Linked DNA regions of Homo sapiens: region 1 is linked to region 2. Evidence: chromatin loops called from intact Hi-C (ENCODE). Cell type or tissue: PC-9. All regions are shown on one strand. Each heading gives the region's core, and the rest is flanking DNA. Links, peaks and the distances in the headings are about the cores only. Region 1 has its middle 230 kb from the start of MIR4642. Region 2 overlaps LOC101929770 (a long non-coding RNA gene).

Region 1 (5,384 bases), core at 123-5,122, 100 kb before region 2:
GTCTGATTGCAGTTTGCTCATTTTCCATTGCTGTATAGTATTCCAACATCTGATGACACCACAATTTATATATCCATTGGACTGTTCATAGATATTTTGGGTAGTTTCCACTTCCAAGCTGTTTATTTTTAATTGACACAATTCCAACAAACCTGTCAAGTGGACTTCTCAGACAATTGCTGATTAAAAACATCAAAATAGAAGAAATGGGGACATGGGGCGGTGTTGGGCTAGATGTCTTCTGGGAGTTTCATTGGTTCGGACTACTGTGATTTGAAGCATGGTGAGGGCAAGCAGAATAGAATCAAATCTCCTTTCTGTGTTCTCTTAGGGGACATTTATGGATAAAAAGTAACAGAGTCAGAAAAGACCAGATGAGTTTCTAAGCTTCAGAGTCATCTGCCCCCCTCCAGCTCCCCCAGCCCCCATTTTGGACCCTAAACAGACAAATAGCTGCTTCCTCTGCCACAAGGGCACACCTCAAATCCCACCTGACTGCCATCCTTTGTAATCTGTATCATGCAAAGGGACAGAAAACTGGGCACACAGTGGCGGCAAGGTCTGACCGATTGGGTAATTGGTCTTGGGCTCCCAGTCCAGGGACTGTATTCCACCTTGAGCCAAAGCCTGGCCACTGTGGAGAGAGGACATGCCTTCAGTCTGTTGTCCGACTGACCTGTGGTCAGACCCAGGAGAGACATGAAATAGGCTTCCAATCCATCCCTCTACAGTTAGGCTGAGGCACATTCTCAAATTACTCCTCTTTAGAAATCAATAACAGATAAAAGTATATTTCCCTGTACACATATTGAACAGTGCCTTTTACCATTATACGGTCTTACATTATCTCACTACACACACAGCTAAAACAGACTTCTTCACCTGCAGATTCTGCCTTGGTCAGCTCTATTTCTGGCGTAAAGTTTTGGGGTAGCCACTTTGAAAACAGAATTCTTACAGTTTATGCAGCTAAGATCAGGGACTCCCCGATCCTTTCATTTCCACCCTCTGTGCTAAATTCAGTCTGTGTGGGGAAATGGATAAAATGCTCACACACCAGCAAACTTCTTCCAGATACTTCCTTTGTGGGAAGAAAAGATGCCTTTGAGTGTGGATTTCTCAAGCTTAATTTCCTTTCCTATTATTGGATGCTGTTAGGACAGCCTCACCACCCAACATCCCCATGGATATTGCATCACCTGCAAAATGGGTTAGGAATGGAGCCCATTGCAAAGAAAACACAGCCCAGAAGGAGAAGGGGCTCGCTTATCACTCAGGAGAGCAGCGGGAGAGCTTAGGGCAGGGGCCTGGCTCCGAATGACCTTGGCTTTTCTGGCTGTTTTGTCTACTCTGCTCATCCGTCAAGGCTCAGCTCAAGTCTCCTATTCTCTGCCCACTCCATGCCACCTCCACCTCCATTTGCTGTGGTCTGACTGTCCGTGATCTGGCCCTGGTGTCAGGCTGTGGCTTGTGTTTTCCTGTAAGTCTCCTCTCCCTAATCAAATCATAAGCCCCTTAAGTTGTGGAAGAAGCTGGGTGAGTGGGCCCTGTCTTCTCTGTCTTCTGCCTGAATCCCATCATGACACTCAGCAAGTAGAAGTTCTCCATAACCTTTGGATGTGAAGTAATTGTGTGCTTGGGTTTTCTCTCTGTGGATGTGTTCTTGGTCAGGGATTTTTAAACTCACTTAAAATTCTGGGACATTGAAGGCCAGAGATGACAAGTACGTTTGAGGCAAGCATCATTTCCCTCTGATGGATTGCGTGTGACTGGAATCCTCCACTGAGTAGGCCCGGTATGTCTGGGCTCGGTGTGGAAAGGTGCTTAGCTCAATTAGCAACGCCTGTCTTCTTGAGCACAGAGTGGTAAGGAGTGGCAAGTGTGCCACAAATTTGCCATGCTTGATCTCATCCAACTGCTTCATCTTACAGTGGAAGAGACTGAGGTGCAGAGAGGGAAGTGACTTTATCCAAGGAAAATCAATTTCCTAAAAGGACTTTGCACTTCGGGCGGTGAGCTAACACATTGGCACCATTCAGAAGCAGCTGCCTAGAGCATGGTCTCCGTAAGACCATCTTCTGCTTCCCTTTGAGGTGGTGGATTTTGACATGGGAAGACATATTAGGAAAAGGCATGAGTCAGATCTTCTGAAGCCGCTAAAGAGCATATTAAGCCACCGACAGCTTTTTCTGATTTTTGGTTTTCTTGCAGTAGTTCATCTGTTTTTCTTTTCTTTTTTTTTTTTTTTCCTTTTTAATGTAAACAGACTTTCTCCTTTGTAGCCAGCCAAGTCTCCCCGGTGAATTTGTTAGAGTAGGACAACTTTTATGACTTCACAACTGAAAGAATCGTAAAAAGCAACTGGATGTCATAAGAATTGGTGCTGCTCCTTCTGAGATCAGGCCCCAAGGTTTGAGCTGAGACTTGGCTCTCCTTGTTGCTTGGAATTGGCCACACCATGTCACATTGCTTAGAGTCTACTTAGCATTTCCTTCGTTCTGAATTATTTTCGCATTGATTGTTTAAACTAGCCCCCAGTAGACAGTGAACTCCTCTAGGGCAGGGACCGTGACTTACTTATTAAGTCACATCTCTCCCACAGCCCAGCAGACTACCTTGAACTCTGCCCATTCACCAGTTCATTCACTCACAGATGGCTGCATGCAAAAGCCATTTGTGGAATGCCTACCTTGTACTGCCAGAACTCATTAGGGAGAGAACTGCTTGGGCAAGATGGGTCATGCAGATAACATCAACTATTAAAATTCTCATGCAACAAGGATTCAGCCCAATGTGACTTTCCTTTGCACAGCTTGAGCTTTTTAGAGTGGTGAACACCACTGACACAGGCTTCCAGAGGGATCTGATTAAAGGGAAGATTGGGAAAAGCTGATGAGAAGGTGACAGCGATTCTTTGAGGAGAAACAATATCTTCAGCTTCAGAGTCCTAACTAGTCCTTCCCTTCTTTTATTCTTTTTCTTTCATTTAACATATTTTTTGTGAAAAAATATATATACAAAAGTAGAGAAACTAGTATAACAAGCTCCACGACCCATCAATTATCTTTAACTCATGACCAATCTTGTTTCTTCTTTGTTTTACTCCCTGCCCCTGCCCTGGGTTATTTTGAAGCAAAGCGCAGATGTCAGATATCATTTCGCTTATATGTTTCAATATGTGTCTCTAAATGGGAATTTAAAAAAGATATTCATGATGCCACTATATATCTAAAATATTAGCAATGAACCCTTTAATAGTATCAAGTATACAGTTCTGTAATTGTCCCATAAATATTTCTTTTTTTATTTTTAAACAGTTTATCTATTTGTTTCAGTATCCAGATAAGGTCCATACATTGTGATTGGTCAGTATGTTTCCTAAGCCTCTTTGAATTTACAGCAGGAGCTTTTAACTAGGGGCAGTTTTGCTCCTAAAGGGGTAACTTGACAATGTCTGGGGACAATTTTGGTTGTCAAAACTGGGTTGGTGGGGAGTGTATCTAGTGGGTAGAAGCCAGGGATGCTGTTAAGCATCCTATCATGCTCAGGACAGCCCCCGAGACCCCTAACAACAAAAAATTATCCAGCCCCAATGACAAGGGTGTTGAGGTTGAGAACCCTGACCTAGAGGTTCCACCCCCTCTCTCTTTTCCTTGCAATTTATTAGTTGAGGAAAATAGAGTTTGTGCAGTCCCACAGAGTTCCCCTATGCTGGATTTTGCTCCTTGTGTGCCAGTGGTGCAATCTAACATGTTCCTGTGAGCTCTGTATTTCCTGTAACTGGGTGGTTGGAATGTTCACATTTTTCTCAAGGTGGCTCCTGTGCCCGTGCCACTCACAAATACAGGTATTTTCCTAGTGGGTGCGCTACTGCCTTCAGCTGGGTCCTCGTGTTGACCTGCCTTGTAGACAGGGCACACCTGCGGGAAACGTCACGCATCAGAGGAGAAGCACTTCCCCGGGCCCGGGCTCTGTCCTGGTGGCCCCATTTGGCCTCCCTGTGTGTCCTTCTTCCAACTGGGCTAGTCGTCCTCCAGCTTAAGCAAAACATCTGTCCTTTTGTGGTTTTCAATTTGACACTAAGAAACTTGACATTTACACAGATGCAAGTTTTCAAAGCAGGTTCCAGGAATTAAAGTTATTCTTAATCAAATTAGCCCTTGAAACAATCCGGAAGCTCTTGAGTCTGCAGCTGGCGTGCTGTCCATCCACACTCCCCAGATCTACAGGGGGCAATTCACACACAGCCCTTGCAGCGGCCCCCATGGCTTGTCCAAAAGCCAAATTCCTGCCATTCCAACGGTTGAGGACAAAAACCACAGAGACAAAGGTAGAGAACAAGACTCCTGCTTGTCAAGGAAAACAGCTCAGAGCCCTGCAATTTAATTTTTAAGACAGGCGAGGCCCTCACCCAATAATTGGGCATAAAGTAAGACACACAGTCAGCAGCAAGAGGTGAGAATTCACAGCAGAAAGAGTGGAGGGACCATTTCAAAGCCCCAGTGGTCTGCGCCTATTTAGGGCAGAGATAAATAGCCTACTCAGCTCTGTAGCCCCTAGGGCTGTAATTATAATCACCATCATCAGTGTCCAGGACACGTGTCTAAGTCATCAAGAGCAAGACCGAAGGAAAGTTGGTGCTGAAATGATGGAGGGAGAACTGTTTATTGCCCACTGCTCTGGGCGCTGGGAGTACAAGGGGAAAAGACACAAGCCCAGCCTTCAAGAAGTTTATGTGGGCGAACAGGAAGGATTTCTGTGGGGTGAAATTCCATAAATGAGGGAGCACAGTAAGGTAGACCTAATGCAGCTTGAGAAAACTTCCAGGAGAAGCCGACAGCTGGGTTGCGCCCAAGAGGAACAGAAGTTAGCCAGGTAGAAGGGTGACAACAGGACTCTACAGTTCAGACCTGCAAGGGGCATGGCCTGGCTGGCAGGTGGGGCAGGAGAGTGTCCATGAGAATGTTCTGTGCAGCAAACCAAGCACTCGAAGTTTGTTCTCTGAGCTGAAGGGAGTTTTGAAGGTTTTAAGTAGGGGAGGGACATGATGTGATTTACATTTTGGAAAAGGTTAATCTGGCTGAAAGGATCAGGACAGGAGGGGGAGCAAAAGCAGGGCTCCCTTAGTGGTTGACAGTAACCCAGGCAAGCAAGGGAAGGGCCTGAAGGCAGTGGAGGTAAAGAGGAAGGGGCAAGGGACAATGGGATTATTGCAAGGCATCCCCCAGAATGCTATCCCCTACAGGGTCAAAGCCATCTCTCCGGGAGGAGACAGACTCCTGGTGCTATTAAGGTCACAGATAGGGAGCGATGCTCTCTGGATCCCAACCCAGCTCTGACTCCCAACACCAAACCAGTTCCAGGCTGGCAGGGCTGTCCTGCAT
Region 2 (5,384 bases), core at 152-5,151:
TGGCGGGCGCCCCTCCCCCAGCCTCGCTGCTGCCTTGCAGTTTGATCTCAGACTGCTGTGCTAGCAATCAGCAAGACTCCGTGGGCATAGGACCCTCTGAGCCAGGTGCGGGATATAATCTCGTGTTGCGCCATTTTTTAAGCCCATCGGAAAAGCACAGTATTCGGGTGGGAGTGACCCGATTTTCCAGGTGCTGTCAATCACCCCTTTCTTTGACTCAGAAAGGGAACTCCCTGACCCCTTGCGCTTCCCAAGTGAGGCAATGCCTCGCCCTGCTTCTGCTCACGCACGGTGCGCGCACACACTGACCTGCGCCCACTGTCTGGCACTCCCTAGTGAGATGAACCCAGTACCTCAGATGGAAATGCAGAAATCACCCGTCTTCTGCGTTGCTCATGCTGGGAGCTGTAGACCGGAGCTGTTCCTATTCGGCCATCTTTCAATCTCAGTTTTGACTGCACAAGATTTCTGTAAACCTTTTAACCTTTACAATTTTCTATTAAAGAACAGATCAGTGCTCCAAGAAAACCCTGTTATTTTGACCCAGGGGCCTAACTCTGGCCCTGCATCAGTGTATTTTTGATATGCTCCATTTTTAGGAAAAATAATCCCCTTCTAATTTAGCCAACTTAATCACACATAAAATTCTTTTCATGAGATTAATCTTCTACAGGCCTTCTACAACTTGCTTAAACCTTCAGTTTTGTGTTGTATATCCCCTTTTTATATTGGCATTCTACCTTAGGTGAAAATTTACTTTCCTTGCCCTCTTGTTTTGACCACACAAAGTTCTCTCATGTAAAAGGAAAAAAATTATTCTTTTTAAAAACTCTTTTTGCATCTTACTTTCTTTATATACTCTGTATGTAGAATTGTTTGTCTTATACTTAGTAGTTTTAATTGCATATATTAATTCCAGTGTGAACTCTTAGTAACCCTGATTTTCAGTGAAAAACCTAGGAACCGATTTTACTTATGTGTCAGATGCAGATCCCAGGACAAAGGTTGGATGCAGCCTTTCCAGCATGGTCAAGAGGCATAGCTGACCCAGGGAGGATGCAGCCCAGGCACTGTCCCAAGGCCTCACCATGGCCACTATCTATACCACAGGATTTAAAGGCCCAAATTCAAAGACATAAGCTCACAGACAAATTAAGCAAGTGTCAAAAATATCATAAAAGCAACAGCTTTATGACTTTAAAATATCTAGTAGAGACATTATAAACAGATCTGATCAGTAGACCCAGGCAAAAATGTCTAAAATTCTGAAGACATTTCTATTATTTTATCAACAATTTAAAAACTATCTTTATTTACCAAAGAGTACTAAAGTCACAGGGACCTGAAAAGCATTTGGGTTATTTAACTTATGAGCCCTCATTTATTTATAAGTCAATGGTATCACAACCAATATACAAACAGCCATGTATATATGTACACATAATACAGACAGGCACAAATAAAGACATTATAGCTTTGATTTAAAACTCTTAACCATGAGACCTGTAAAAGTCACTAGCTTGAAAGGATGGTGGGATTCAAACTGTGTCTTTGTGAATGAAAAAGGTTAAAGTTTATCTCTCTCACAGGGCTGAAGCCCTTACGGAGTTTTAGAGAAAACATGATAGCAAATTTACTTCTCAAATCAGAGAGAGAGAGACAGAGAGAATTTGGCTTCTTTCAAGAAGGAGTTTGGGTGTGTTAGAGAAAGATTTAAAATGGATGCCAAGGTAACACAAATGATAGGAAAATGCCATAGCATTTTATAAGGAGACCAATTTTATTTAGATAAGTAGCTTTTAATTTAGCCTGTTTTCCAACTGGACTGCTATGTTCAGGGCAGAGCCCATTAAGAAACATGACCAACAAAGCATTTGTAATTTTTAATGGCCTAATAATTTATGTGAAAAGCAGGTGCAGTTGGGAGGCAGAACATCTAGATATTTAAAAATCAAGGACTCCACTTTTACACTTTATCCTGAGTTCCCAGAAAGAGGAGAATGCCATGGGACTGAGCCACGCAATGCTTTCACAGTGCACTTTACTAGAAACACATTTCTTTAAGTGTTTAAATCATGCCTTTTAAATCTAAACATGCAAAGAAATGAGTAGCCCTCTCTAATAGTAACCATTCATTATACTTCCTAAAGTAAGGAAGAGAAAAAAGAAAGCAAAAATAAAAATTTTAAAGTTTTTAGAAAATAACCATTCATTTTAAACAGCTGCTGTCAGCTACCTCCAAAACTGCAGCTCTTGCCATTGACTCAGCAGCCATCACACATACAAAGGTCAAGTGCTCTCTCACAGTACAGAGAAATCTCTGGTACCCCTCAAAGCCAAAGAGATCAGGTAATACAATACAAAAGAAAGCAGAGTTTTAGACCTGAGAGGAACTCGTCCATGACTCTTCAGACTCCACAGGAAGACAGAATACCCCAAAAAGAGGGTTAGTGGTACTCTTTTCTGTGTGCCTTAAGGGAATTTGAGTCATTAGAAGTCTCTTCTAGATTCTTTCATGTGCGACCAAAGACAACAAAGAGAAAGGAGGAACTTGTATATCAGCTTTTAATTAAGCTGACTTTAACCATAGAGCTTAAAAAAAAAAAGTCTTTGCATACCTCTTATTATCAGATTTTAGCCAGGAAAAATAGCTGGTATTCCTGGCATTTGAACTTTTGTTTTAACCAAAGGCAACCTCCCAAGTGACTCACCAAAACCAATAAGGCTTAACCAAGGTATGACTTTTTTTTTTTAATTTAAGTTCAAGGGTACATGTGCACAACATGCAGGTTTGATACATAGGTATGCATGTGCCATGTTGGTTTGCTGCATCCATCAACTCATCATTTACATTAGGTATTTCTCCTAATGCTATTCCTCCCCCAGTAGGCCCTGGTGTGTGATGTTCCCCACCCTGTGTCCAAGTGATCTCATTGTTCAGTTCCCACCTATGAGTGAGAACATGCAGTGTTTGGTTTTCTGTCCTTGTGATAGTTTGCTGAGAATGATGGTTTCCAGCTTCATCTAGCTTCATCCATCTCCCTGCAAAGGACATGAACTCATCCTTTTTTATGGTTGCCTAGTATTCCATAGTGTATATGTGCCACATTTCTTTAATCCAGTCTATCATTGATGGACATTTGGGTTGGTTCCAAGTCTTTGCTATAGAGAACAGTGCCGCAACAAACATACGTGTGCATGTGTCTTTATAGTAGTATGATTTATAATCCTTTGGGTACATACCCAGTAATGGGATGGCTGGGTCAAATGGTAATTCTAGTTCTAGATCCTTGAGGAATCGCCACACTGTCTTCCACAATGGTTGAACTAATTTACACTCCCACCAACAATGTAAAAGCATTCCTATTTCTCCACATCCTCTACAGCATCTGTTGTTTCCTGACTTTTTAATGATTGCCATTCTAACTGGTGTGAGATGGTATCTCATTGTGGTTTTGATTTGCATGTCTCTGATGACCAATGATGATGAGCATTTTTTCATGTGTCTTTTGCCTGCATAGATGTCTTCTTTTGAGAAGTGTATGTTTATATCCTTTGCCCACTTTTTGATGGGGTTGTTTTTTTCTTGTAAATTTGAGTTCTTTTTAGATTCTGGATATTAGCCCTTTGTCAGATGGGTAGATTGCAAAAATTTTCTCCCATTCTGTAGGTCACCTGTTCACTGTGATGGTAGTTTCTTTTGCTGTGCAGAAGCTCTTTAGTTTAATTAGATCCCATTAGTCTATTTTGGCTTTTGTTGCCATTGCTTTCGGTGTTTTTGTCATGAAGTTCTTGCCCATGCCTATGTCCTGAATGGTATTGCCTAGGTTTTCTTCTAGGGTTTTTATGGTTTTAGGTCTAACATTTAAGTCTTTAATCCATCTTGAATTAATTTTTGTACAAGTTGTAAGGAAGGGATCCAGTTTCAGCTTTCTACATATGGCTAGCCAGTTTTCCCAGCACCATTTATTAAATAGGGAATACTTTCCCCATTTCTTGTTTTTGTCATGTTTGTCAAAGATCAGATAGTTGTAAATGTGTGGTGTTATTTCTGAGGCCTCTGTTCTGTTCCATTTGTCTATATCTCTGTTTTGGTACCAGTACCATGCTGTTTTGGTTACTGGAACCTTGTAATATAGTTTGAAGTCAGGTAGCATGATGCCTCCAGCTTTGTTCTTTTACTTAGGATTGTCTTGGCTATGTGGGCTCTTTTTTTGGTTCCATAAGAACTTTGAAGTAGTTTTTTTTCCAATTCTGTGAAGAAAATCATTGGTAGCTTGATGGGGATGGCATTGAATCTATAAATTATTTTAGGCAGTATGGCCACTTTCACGATATTGATTCTTCCTCTCCATGAGCATGGAATATTCTTCCATTTGTTTGTGTCCTCTTTTATTTCATTGAGCAGTGGTTTGTAGTTCTCCTGAAGAGGTCCTTCATATCCCTTGTAAGTTGTATACCTAGGCATTTTATTCTCTTTGTAGCAATTGTGAATGGGAGTTCACTCATGATTTGGCTCTCTGTTTGTCTGTTAATGGTGTATAGGAATGCTTGTGATTTTTGCACATTGACTTTGTATCCTGAGACTTTGCTGAGTTGCTTATCAGCTTAAGGAGATTTTGGGCTGAGACGGTGGGGTTTTCTAAATATACAATCATGTCATCTGCAAACAGGGACAATTTGACTTCCTCATTTCCTAATTGAATACCCCTTATTTATTTCTCTTGCCTGATTGTCCTGGCCAGAACTTCCAACACCATGTTGAACAGGAGTGGTGAGAGAGGGCATCCCTGTCTTGTGCCAGTTTTCAAAGGGAATGCTTCCAGTTTTTGCCCATTCAGTATGATATTGTCTGTGGGTTTGTCATAAATAGCTGTCATTATTTTGAGATACGTTCCATCGATACCTAGTTTATTGAAGAGTTTTTTTTAGCATGAAGGGCTGTTGAATTTATCGAAGGCCTTTTCTGCCTCTATTGAGATAATCATGAGGTTTTTGTCATTGGTTCTGTTTATGTGATGGATTACGTCTATTGATTCGTGTATGTTGAACCAGCCTTCCATCCCAGGGATGAAGCTGACTTGATCATGGTGGATAAGCTTTTTGATGTGCTGCTAGATTTGGTTTGCCAGTATTTTATTGAGGATTTTCGCATCAATGTTCATCAGGGATATTGGTCTAAAATTCTCTTTTTTTTGTTGTATCTCTGCCAGGCTTTGGTATCAGGATGATTCTGGCCTCATAAAATGAGTTAGGGAGGATTCCTTCTTTTTCTATTGATTGGAATAGTTTCAGAAGGAATGGTACCAGCTCCTCTTTGTACCTCTGGTAGAATTTGGCTGTGAATCCATCTGGTCCTGGACTTTTTTTGGTTGGTAGACTAT

What was found. Peaks named below come from ENCODE experiments on the same cell type or tissue, not always from the same donor. Only the 100,000 strongest peaks of a DNase experiment are listed, where the experiment ranks them.
Region 1: it touches region 2 in a loop (7-fold over the local background); 2 of 110 quality-filtered maps call a loop at or near these places.

The regions. Positions count from the first base shown.
Region 1 is chr6:44,658,759-44,664,142 of GRCh38, forward strand. No RefSeq gene overlaps it. Among named protein-coding and RNA genes, the nearest start is that of MIR4642, 230 kb to the left of the region's middle. In PC-9, for the core only: no CTCF peak of the experiment used is centred there; a DNase peak (open chromatin) is centred at 2,733; H3K27ac peaks cover 666 bases.
Region 2 is chr6:44,760,063-44,765,446 of GRCh38, forward strand. The region is part of intron 1 of LOC101929770 (a long non-coding RNA gene); the gene reads left to right. Among named protein-coding and RNA genes, the nearest start is that of MIR4642, 330 kb to the left of the region's middle. RefSeq lists an enhancer at 1-155. In PC-9, for the core only: no CTCF peak of the experiment used is centred there; a DNase peak (open chromatin) is centred at 2,609.